Regions from separate parts of the Homo sapiens genome. Here region 2 is linked to region 1. A link is an interaction called in ENCODE POLR2A ChIA-PET data of the cell type or tissue named here. Cell type or tissue: OCI-LY7. All regions are shown on one strand.

Region 1 (5,000 bases):
TTCTGGCAATGTGGCCAGTGGGTGGAAGTGGTGATTGATGACCGCCTACCTGTCCAGGGAGATAAATGCCTCTTTGTGCGTCCTCGCCACCAAAACCAAGAGTTCTGGCCCTGCCTGCTGGAGAAGGCCTATGCCAAGTAAGTACAACCCCGCCACCCATCAGCCCAGAGTTTCAGTGCTGGTCCTGCCTACCCGGAATGCAAACAGTCCCTGTTGGAGCATTGCAGCCTTTGCCACCTGGCTGGGCATCTCCATAAACAATCACCACGTGCAAAGGTCCATGTTGGGGCCATCAGGAGAGTCCCACAGGCACATAGTGAAGAGTGGGCAGGGTAGGGGCTGGACAGAGATATGCACTGACAATGATATTATTGCAAGGCTGGTATCAGGGCCCAAAGAAATATATTTAATAATATCACGGTCAAAGTCCGATGAGAGCGCGGAGGAGTGAACAATTCTGACTCTGACTCACAGAAAGTCAGGCTGAGGCTGTGTGGAGGTGGTGGCATTTGAGTGAGGCCTCAAAGGATGGGCAGGATTTCAGCAAGGGGAGAGGGGATAGGTGGGAGGAGGCATCTCCAAAAATGGGAGTGATTCAAATAAAGACATCATCAGGGGTGGTCCAGGCAGTTGGGCACCCGGTGTGGCTGCTACGAGGTGGCATTTATGTGTGGGGGTGGGGCAGGACATGCTTATTCTCATATGGTCAAAATACCATAACTTAGGAACTGCCTTTAGGTGCTGACAAGCTTAAGAACTTATAAACATCCCAATTCACATGTCGTACTTAGATTCTTTGGGTTGCTTTTATTCAGCAGATGTTTATTGAGCATTTAACCATATGCCAGGCACTGTGCTTGGCACTGGGACAGATGCTCTCAGACTGACTCAAGTGGTTGTGTGCAGGACTGTGGATGGGGGGTTGCACGTGTGTGTGTGAGGAAGAGGGCACTGTCCTAAACACCCACACAGGTGATGAAGATACACTCAAACTTTCCATAATCAATACAATGGAAACACGAAGAGTAATGACACATCCGTCTCCTCCTATGAGACTGCAAAAGCTGGAGAATGCCAAGTGCTCGCCAGCATGTGGGGATCCAGGACCCTCCAACAGCACGGGAGGGAGTGTGCACCCAGGCAGCCTTCTGAAGGACAACCCGACAATACTTAGCTTGGCTACACACACTTCTCACACCCAATAGGGACATTCCTGGGGGCCCCTAAGGGGACACATCTGAGGATGTTCTTGACTGCCACAAGGGTGGTATGGAGTGTCCATCACTGAGGTCAGTGGGTACAATGGGTGGGTACACTTCATGGAGAGCCACGCAGCAGTCAGAAGCCACAGATCCCATCTGTGCACTGTGACTGGGACAGTCCTTAGAGACAGGGTCCTTGAGGCCCCCTAGAAGTGTCCTTAGTGGGTGTGAGACGTGCGTGTAGCCAAGATAAGTATTGTCAGGTTGTCCTTCAGAGGCTGCCTGTGTGCACACTCCCTCCTGTGCTATTTGGGGGTTCCTGGATCCCCACATCCTGGCAAACACTTGGCATTCTCCAGCTTTCTAGCTTTTGCAAATGAGGTAAGAGGCACTGAGCAATCCCATGCACAGTTATTTATGGAAATGGAAACTCTGTGCCCAGCAATTCTCATTTCACAAGAACGCATACAAACAAAAGGTGCACATTCCACATCCTGAAATGCTTGTCTTGGGGTGGAGGAGAAAAAGAATGTGGATAAAAGGAAGGAAGGAAGGAAGGAAGGAAGGAAAAAAGAAAGTTCATGAAATGAAATGAAACAAATTTAAAAAAAGAGCAAGACCTTGCAGTGACGATATTATGAAGGGGGAAGGCGGCACACCTGGAAATAGGACAGGAAGGTATGCAGAGGCCCAGGGGCAGGGACTCTCATGGGGCTGGTCCCCAGGGGCTGGAGCAAGGCTCTGGCGTTGGTTTGGCTGCAGCTGCTGTGGCTTCTGCTCTGCTCTGCTCCTCTCTGTAGCTGGCCCGCTCCTCCTCCTCCCACCCAGTCACCTGTCTTTGCTATGCATCTTCCTCTGCTGCCTCCTCGCTCCACATTTCTCAGGACCCCCACTTCCTCTGAACTCCTCATCAGGCCAACTGGCCTTGTGCCTCTGTCTTTACCTTCTGCTGCTTTCCACCCGATTCCCTGCCCAGTACCTGATTCCAATCCAGAGAGTTGGAGTCTTATTGGTCAAGCCTGGGTCAGGACCCCATCGGCCCAATCAGCCATGACCTGGGTCAAGTGGCTACAAAGGGACAGGATCTGGGGAGGGGACACTTGCCCTCAGAAGGGGCTGTGTGTGAGGCAGGCACCGTGAAGGGGCAAGGGAAGTGCCAGAGCTGGGGATCATTGCTAGCAGATAAAAGCAGAGAGGACCATGCCCTTGAGGAGAAAATGAGTGGAGAGCATCATAGGTCCAGAAAATTCTGAAGATCATCTCTTCTTCAGAGATGAGTCTCCATTTGTGATGAGATGGCAGGTGCACGTAGTTAAGCTGGGCCTGCCAGGTCTTTACTCACCTGGCCAGGGGACATCTTTATCTTTCCCGTCCATTCTGCAGCCTTGCCGAGTGCAGTCCTGGGCCCTAGAGGTGGTGATAGCACCACAGTCCACCCCTGTCCTTCTGGAAGTCACAGTCCAAACAGTGAGGTGCCTCAAGACCTCTTTTTGTGCATTCTTTCTTTTTGAGGCAAACTTGTGAAAAACTAAATTTTTTATTCATTTCTAGTGTCAGAAACAGCTGCTCATTAGCATTTGAGAATGAAGCCCAGATAACAGCCAAGGTTGTTGAACCAATCCACATGTTTGGGAGGTGAATTCACTTATAAGCTTCTTACGAAAACACTGCCATTATCTTTTCAATACGGATTCAGCCCTCATCTCTTCAGGGCCTCGTTTTATCCTTATGTAAAAACGGGGAGACCAGTGGTTCCCTGGGAGAAGTAGAAATCTTGCAGAAGGACATGATGACTTTGACCCCATTTTGTTAACAGATGACCTCAAGCAATCATTCAGCTTGAAAAGAAATAGGAACGTGGACCTGGCATCCGCATTCTACTGCTTAAAGAAATCTGCAGAGGATACAATGTCTCAAACTATTAAAGCTGTTTAAAAGGTCCCCCACCCCTCACTATCCAAAAAAGGAAGCTCTGAAATGCAGGGGTGAATCACATAGAATTATGGGGTTTCAGAGCCAGAGAGGACGTCTGTGAGCCTCAAACCCCACCTTCTTTGAAAGATGAGGAAACTGAGGCTCAGCGAGGTGAAATGGCTGGCCCAAGATCACATGCAGATGAGGATGGGGTGAGCACGATTTTCCCTAGTCGCTATTTCCCATGCCTTCCCACCATCCCTGACGCTGTCAGTCCTACAGGAAAATGACTTGTCTTTTGCTGCTTGTGGAGCTCAGCGTCTGGCACATGAGGACCACAGCCCAAATGTAGAGAGCCCATCTGTCCAGATGGAGAGGGACCTCTTCCCTCCAAGGGTGCAGGCAACAGCCCAGTGAACACATGGACTCTAAACTTTCTATTCTCCTTGCAGCTGGGGAGTCTGGAAATTAATTGGTCAAGTCAAATGAAAACCATATTTAGGGTTTTGTTTTCCCCAGAGGTCATGAAATAGAGAGGAGATTGAGGGACGAGAGCTGGTAGGCTGCTTCCCATCCTTTATGGGATCTCTACAGCATTTCAGCATCTTCTCTGGCTCTATCTGAATTCTTTCCTCTTTCATATGATTGCCGGGCAGAAAGACATTTTCCCCAAATGAGGCTGAAGCAGAGGGATGGGGACAAGGCTGTCTCAGAATTCCTGGGTCAGGTGACGAGGAATAGTGGTGGCTGCGGTGAACACAGTTCTCTCTCTCTCTCCTTTCTACTTCCTGTCAGCAAAGGGGGCTAAGAATAGTTGCCATGTTCCTGAACATCAGCAGGATCCGTGAGCTCATGTTTAGAAAGCAGAAAGATAGCTCCTTGTCAAAACACCCAGCTGCTGCTGGGACAGGTTTCATGGGCGTTGTGGATACGTAGTAAGAGAAGACTTCAGAAGACACCAAAGGGCTCTAGCCGTGAGTGGCAGGGAGTGCCTTTGGTTGTCTTGGGTGACTCCGAGGTGACTGCCGGATGCTGTGGGTGCAGGACGTCAGGTGGGGCCCACAGGCAGTGAGACAGTGAAGTGACAGAGGGGCCAGGCCCCACCGCGGCTTTTCTGGAGTGCTGTTCTTTAGCACAGCCCTGTTTGAAGCCAGGAAAGGCGCCCTGAGCGTATCACCAGAAAGGGGCTGTTGCAAAGAGCAGGAGGTAGCACTGGTGGGGAATGGGTTCCCAAACCCCAGTCCTTGTGAATTTCCAGCACCCTCAGCCACTCCCTGGTAACTGGAACAGGAGCCAGAACCCACATGGGACAGCAAGGGAGTCCAGAGCTCAGCCCCAACCGGGCACGCTCACCACCAAAGAAGGCTCTACAGTTAACTGAGCAAATGCTCCAGAGAGAAAAATCTAGACCCTGGGTCAGAGAGAGGGAGAGCAGGAGGATAAGGTTTAGAACCAGTTTTAAAACAAGTCAAGATTAATCTGTCACATGGGGGCTCCTGTAGAGATGCCCCTTCGTTCTGGGAATCCTCAGCTTTCTTTAATAAAAGGCTTTCTAAGCCATTCCTTCTAAGCATTCGTGCCCGGGGCAGAGTCCTGCTGATAGTGACTGCTTGATACGATACGCATTTGCTGAAGTGAATCTACTGGAATTCTGTGTGATCCCCAGGAAGAGAGAATGTCAGAGGTGGAAACAGTGAGAAAGGAGTGTTGAGGACTGATCCAGTCCACCCTGCAGCTTCCAGATGAAAGGCCAAGGGCAGGGAGGGGAAGGGTCTTGTCCAGTGTGGAAGACCCAGTTGGAGGGAGCAGCAGGATAGACCCAGGTCCTGATCATGTGTGATTTTGCATTACCAGAACAAAAGCTGCAGCCAGGACTTCCTCCAC
Region 2 (5,000 bases), 57 kb before region 1:
GCTTCTGGGGCCTAACACTTATGGATGTGTAAGCCAGGAGGAACTCAGTTCTTCAGAAATTAAGGATCCCATTTTTACCTAAGATATTGGCTTTGCACTCAGGTCTCCTTGATTAACTTAGCCAATGCTTTTTTTTTTTTTTTCTACCAAGAAAAAATGAAACAAAGTGATAGAACACACAAATCCCTGCAAATTTTCAAAAGCCAAATTTTACACCCCCTACAATATTACCATTTACTACCAGTTTCTTTCTGACCCAGTCAGATGTAAGAGGCCTCTAACTGGATCCAATCCAGTCAAATCCGATCCTGGACCCAGTCCAGTTTCTGTGGCAACTTCCAAGCCCAGTTTGGATCAGAAATTTGCTCAAACTCAGAAAGCTCATAACACAAATTTGTGAAGCTCCAAAATCTGAGATAATTTATCATGATCCTGATCCCTAGCTGCCCGGAGAGATTAACGGGTGCTGCAGGTACCTCACTTTGGTCACTCAGCACTCCTGGAGGGTCATTAGAAGCTCTATTTCTGATCCCACTTCTGACACCATCTATTAAAAGAAAAACTTCAGCCGAATTAAATTTAAAGGAGTTTAATTGAGCAATGAATGATTCGTGAATCAGGCAGCCTTCTGAGTGAGCCAGCACAGCCATGTGGTGGAAGAGGATTTATGGACAGAAAAAGGAAAGCAACTGTACAGAAAACAGAACTGAGATACAGAAACAGCTGGATTGGTTACAGCTCAGCATTTGCCTTATTTCAACACTGTTTGAACAGTTGGCTACATTTGGCCAAAATTCAGTGATTGGCACAAGTGCAGGCTACAGTCTGTTTACACCTCCACTTGTTATAGTTCAGGATGTATAGAAAAACCCTTAGGCCAAACCTAAAATATGTAAGGAGGCAGCTTTAAGCTAAACTTGATGTAACAGATGTTAGGCACATTTTCATGTGCTTATAGGCCATTTGTATACCTTTTTTGGAAAAAATGTCTACTCAAGTCCTTTGCCCATTTTTTAAACAAAGCAACTCATTTAAACATTTATTATTATTTATTTATTTGAGCTTCCAATTAAGATTTGAAGACACAATTCCACTGATGTAAAAAGAGAGAAGAAACACATTTAAATATGGCTAATCTATTCCATCTCCCATTTTACATGCCAGGGCTCCTCAGCTGGGCTCAGAAGTCAGCTCTGAGAGCTCTGCACCATCATATCCACACATGCCCCTTCATGGAGATAAACCCTCAAGCTCCACGTTGCTTTTCAATCATCAGAGCTAATTTTTTTCCACAGTTGTGGTACGGCATTTTGCCAGCCAAATCACTGTGTTTGGCAATGTGTCAACAGATTGGAATTTCAGATCCCTTTCCTGGAGACAAAGGGATCTGGGAAAAAGGTAGTTCTAATCCAGGAGCCCCTCACTGTTTTGTGAACTACAGATGCAATGCGCAAGCTTAAGAAGGAAAGGAGTGAAAGCAAACGTGGTCTGAACCCCTTGTCTCCAAGATTGGTTCTAGCCAGATAGCATCTCTGACAAGGTGTCCCTAAACCTCACTTCTTACTAACAAAAAGAATTCAAGTGTTGGACTGAAGGGATTTAAGAAAAACTTCAGTTGAAAAAAAGAAAGTAACTGTATTTCTTGCATTTGATCTGTCACTTGCCTTCCATAAGCCCCTCTCCTATGTCTCATGCTAACATACCCAGTTACTGAATCAAACTGGTTCAGTTTGATTTCTTGGTCAATGGCACTGGAATCATTGTTAGGCCTCTGAATGACACCTGTCTTTGAGATTCAAGAAGGGACAGAAAAAGAATGCAATCCTCCTTTTCTTTTTTTTTTTTTTTTTTTGTTTGAGACAGGGTCTTGCTCTGTCGCCAGACTGGAGTGGAGTGGTACGATCTCGGCTTACTGTAAATTCCGCCTCCCGGGTTCAAGTGATTCTCCTGCCTCAGCCTCCCGAGTAGCTGGGACTACAGGCATGCACCACTGCCCCCAGCTAATTTTTGTATTTTTAGTAAAGTCGGGGTTTCACCATGTTGGCCAGGATGGTCTCTATCTCTTGACCTTGTGATCCACCCGCCTCGGCCTCCCAAAGTGCTGGATTACAGGCGTGAGCCACCTCTCCCAGCCACAATCCTACTTTTAGGTCTCTACCTTGGCCTGAGTTCTTCTCTCCTCGCCCAGAGGCAGCCACATTCTAGGGAACAGGGCAGCCTCCCAAGAGATCTGCTCTGCCCAGCTTGTACTGAATCACAATGTTTGGTTTCTCAGGTCCTTGGGTATCAGCTGAGTTTCCAAATGTGCTTCAAGTTTGATCTAGTTTGACTGTGAGTTGTTCATTCTCAGTTATTAATAATCATGAGGTACAGAGTTGGCACAGATTATTAGAATTCATAGATGTGCTTTCTCCTATACAGCCAAGGTTGTAAATCCTTCCTCTGATGAGGTTTTCTGTACTAATTTCATAGGGCTGCCATAACAAAGTACCATACACAGAGTGGCTTAAACAATAGTAATTATCCCATAATTCTGGAGGCTGGAAGTCTGAGATCAAGATGTTGACAGGGCCACGTTCCCTCCAAAGGTGCCAGGGAAGGATCAGTTTCAGGCCTCTCTCCTCCATTCAGTAAGAGGCCTGTGGCAGCATTAACTTCGGTCCTCACATGACGTTCTCCCTGTGTACATGCCTGTCTTTGTGTCTAAATTAGAAATCTCCTAAGACACCAATCATGTTGATTTAGGGCCTTTCTGGATCATCTTATATTTTTGATTAGCTCTGTAAAGACCCTCTCTCCAAATTAGGTCACATTCTGAGGTACTGGGTGTTAGGACTCCAACATAATTCTTGGGGTGGGGAAGGAATGCAATTCAACCCATAACACAAGCAGAATCTTGGTCTGGACTCAAAGGGGTCAAATCAAGGTTTCATATGAACTTGTCTAGAACTCAACTCCTCCCTACAAAACAAAGGGCTAGGACAATGTGATCTTAAGACTGTCTTCCAGGCTGGGCGCAGTGGCTCACGCCTGTAATCCCAGCACTTTGGGAGGCCGAGGCGGGCGGATCACAAAGTCAGGAGTTCAAGACCAACCTGACCAACATGGTGAAACCCCATCTCTACTAAAAATACAAAAAATTAGCCAGGCGTGGTGGCGCACTCCTGTAGTCCCAGCTACTTGGGAGGCTGAGGCAAGAGAATTGCTTGAACCTGGGAGGTGGAGGTTGCAGTGAGCCAATATCATGCCACTGCACTCCAGCCTGGGTAACAGAGTGAGACTCTGTCCAAAAAATAAAAAAGACTGTCTTCCAGCTCTAAAATCTCCTAGTCTTAACATTTATTTTCCCTGTCATGAAAACATATCCATTTGATGTCCATTCCCCATAGGCTTGGCTTTCTACTAAGGATTCTCTCAATAATGGGTTAAACGTTTGAAAAACATGGCAACCAGTGGCATGGCATGTGCCCCACAGGTCCCAAGGCAAGGCTCACAGGCACTGAAGGGGCAGGAAGCCATCAGAGGGGGAGCAGGTTTTGAAGACAGACAGGACTTACCAGGACCCGTCAAGCCCCTCCTCCACCACCACAGGCCTCTGTGTGTCCCTCTGTGCTACTTACAGCTTCCGATCCCCGAAGACATCACATATGCCAGCCTTCTCAGCCTCAGCCTCAGCTCACTGTCTCTTCTTTATCTCGCCAGGAGAGCCACTCATGCAGAACTACAAATGTTGTCCTCTGTGATAAAATTATCCTGTGAGGGCTGGGGAATCCACCCCACGCAGCGGGCAGCCCTCAACTGACAATGCAGCTCCCAGAAAACACTCAGCAGCCAAGCTCTGAACAGTGATTAGCACAAGTGTCTGTTTTGCTTACGCTTCTTCACATAGACATTTTCAGGCTGGGTGAGTGAGATGGACACCCAGCCTCGCGCACCTCTGCAGGCGTCATCTGTGGGAGAGACCAGTGGGAAACACTGCCATGCCCTCTCTCACGGCTGGGAGTGCATTTTCCATTTTCTTTTTCCTTTTCTTTCCCCAACCCCTGCTCATTGTAGGAAGATTTAAAATGATAGAAATGTGTAAAGAAGGCATGAAGAAAAATCAGCCAGTCTTACTATACGGAGGCAATTATTGTGACATCTTGGCATTTTTGCTTCCAGAATTTTTCTAAAACATTGTGTAACACAGCTGAGATCATATTGAATATATTATTTTGAGTCCCACTTTTTTTTTGCATTTGATATTCTCACAGCATTTTGCCAAGGCTGGTTGTTAATCAGCCTTCTAATAAAATTTATTTGGGAGACTGGGATCACTACTGATGATGCAGAAGTCCCACTCGGGGTTGTTCTCCACATTGACTTTGGAATTTCTTCAGGCCAAAGAGGGGTCTCCTTTACCCTTACAACACTTGCCTCAAGTTGCAAAACTCCCTTCCTGGCCACTTCTTAAAGGAAAATTGGCCAAGGTACTTCTTGGCACTACAGTGAGAGAAGTGGAAATCTGAGAATCTGGTCCAGGACCAACATCCCACCAGGGACATTTCCAACGTTCTCTCAGCACCTTGGCTACCAGGAGAGAAGCATGAATTGGAGAGAAGTGGCTCAGTCTTGTCCTGAGTGTTCTGTGGGGTCTGATGGGGACAGACCCCAGGTGGGCAGGGCCCAGCCCAGGAGGAGCCTGCATTCACACACACTCCCATGTCCCAGATACTGCCCACATTGCTGCTTTTATTCCTCAGCCACTCTGCTAATTCATCAGCCCCATTTTAAAGACAAATTAACTGAGGCCTAAAGATTTTAGCGACTTGCCTAAGATAATAATTTCAGTAACAGCCCAACCTGAGATTCTAATCTCACCCCAAAAGTTTTTAGATCACACACATGCTGCCTCTCAAGGTCCTGAGAAGCCTCCCTTTCTCTAGGTAACTAAATTGGCGTTTGTTCATTTTGGCAAGCTTGCCTCAAAAAATAAGAAAACCAGGGTGGGTTGGTGTGGA

The links. ChIA-PET counts read pairs that join two places held together with the same protein. Peaks named below come from ENCODE experiments on the same cell type or tissue, not always from the same donor. Only the 100,000 strongest peaks of a DNase experiment are listed, where the experiment ranks them.
Region 2: POLR2A ChIA-PET joins it to region 1 with 6 read pairs; 2 of 35 experiments call an interaction of 5 or more read pairs at or near these places.

What each region holds. Positions count from the first base shown.
Region 1 is chr2:30,765,450-30,770,449 of GRCh38, reverse strand. It overlaps CAPN13 (calpain 13), which reads left to right. Exons shown (of 23, transcript NM_144575.3): 5 at 1-137. Among named protein-coding and RNA genes, the nearest start is that of CAPN13, 39 kb to the left of the region's middle. RefSeq lists an enhancer at 4,571-5,000. In OCI-LY7, no CTCF peak of the experiment used is centred here; a DNase peak (open chromatin) is centred at 1,919.
Region 2 is chr2:30,822,429-30,827,428 of GRCh38, reverse strand. The region is part of intron 3 of LOC124905982 (a long non-coding RNA gene); the gene reads left to right. It overlaps LOC105374435 (a long non-coding RNA gene), which reads right to left and starts at 3,927. Exons shown (of 3, transcript XR_939930.4): 1 at 3,621-3,927. In OCI-LY7, no CTCF peak of the experiment used is centred here; no DNase peak of the experiment used is centred here.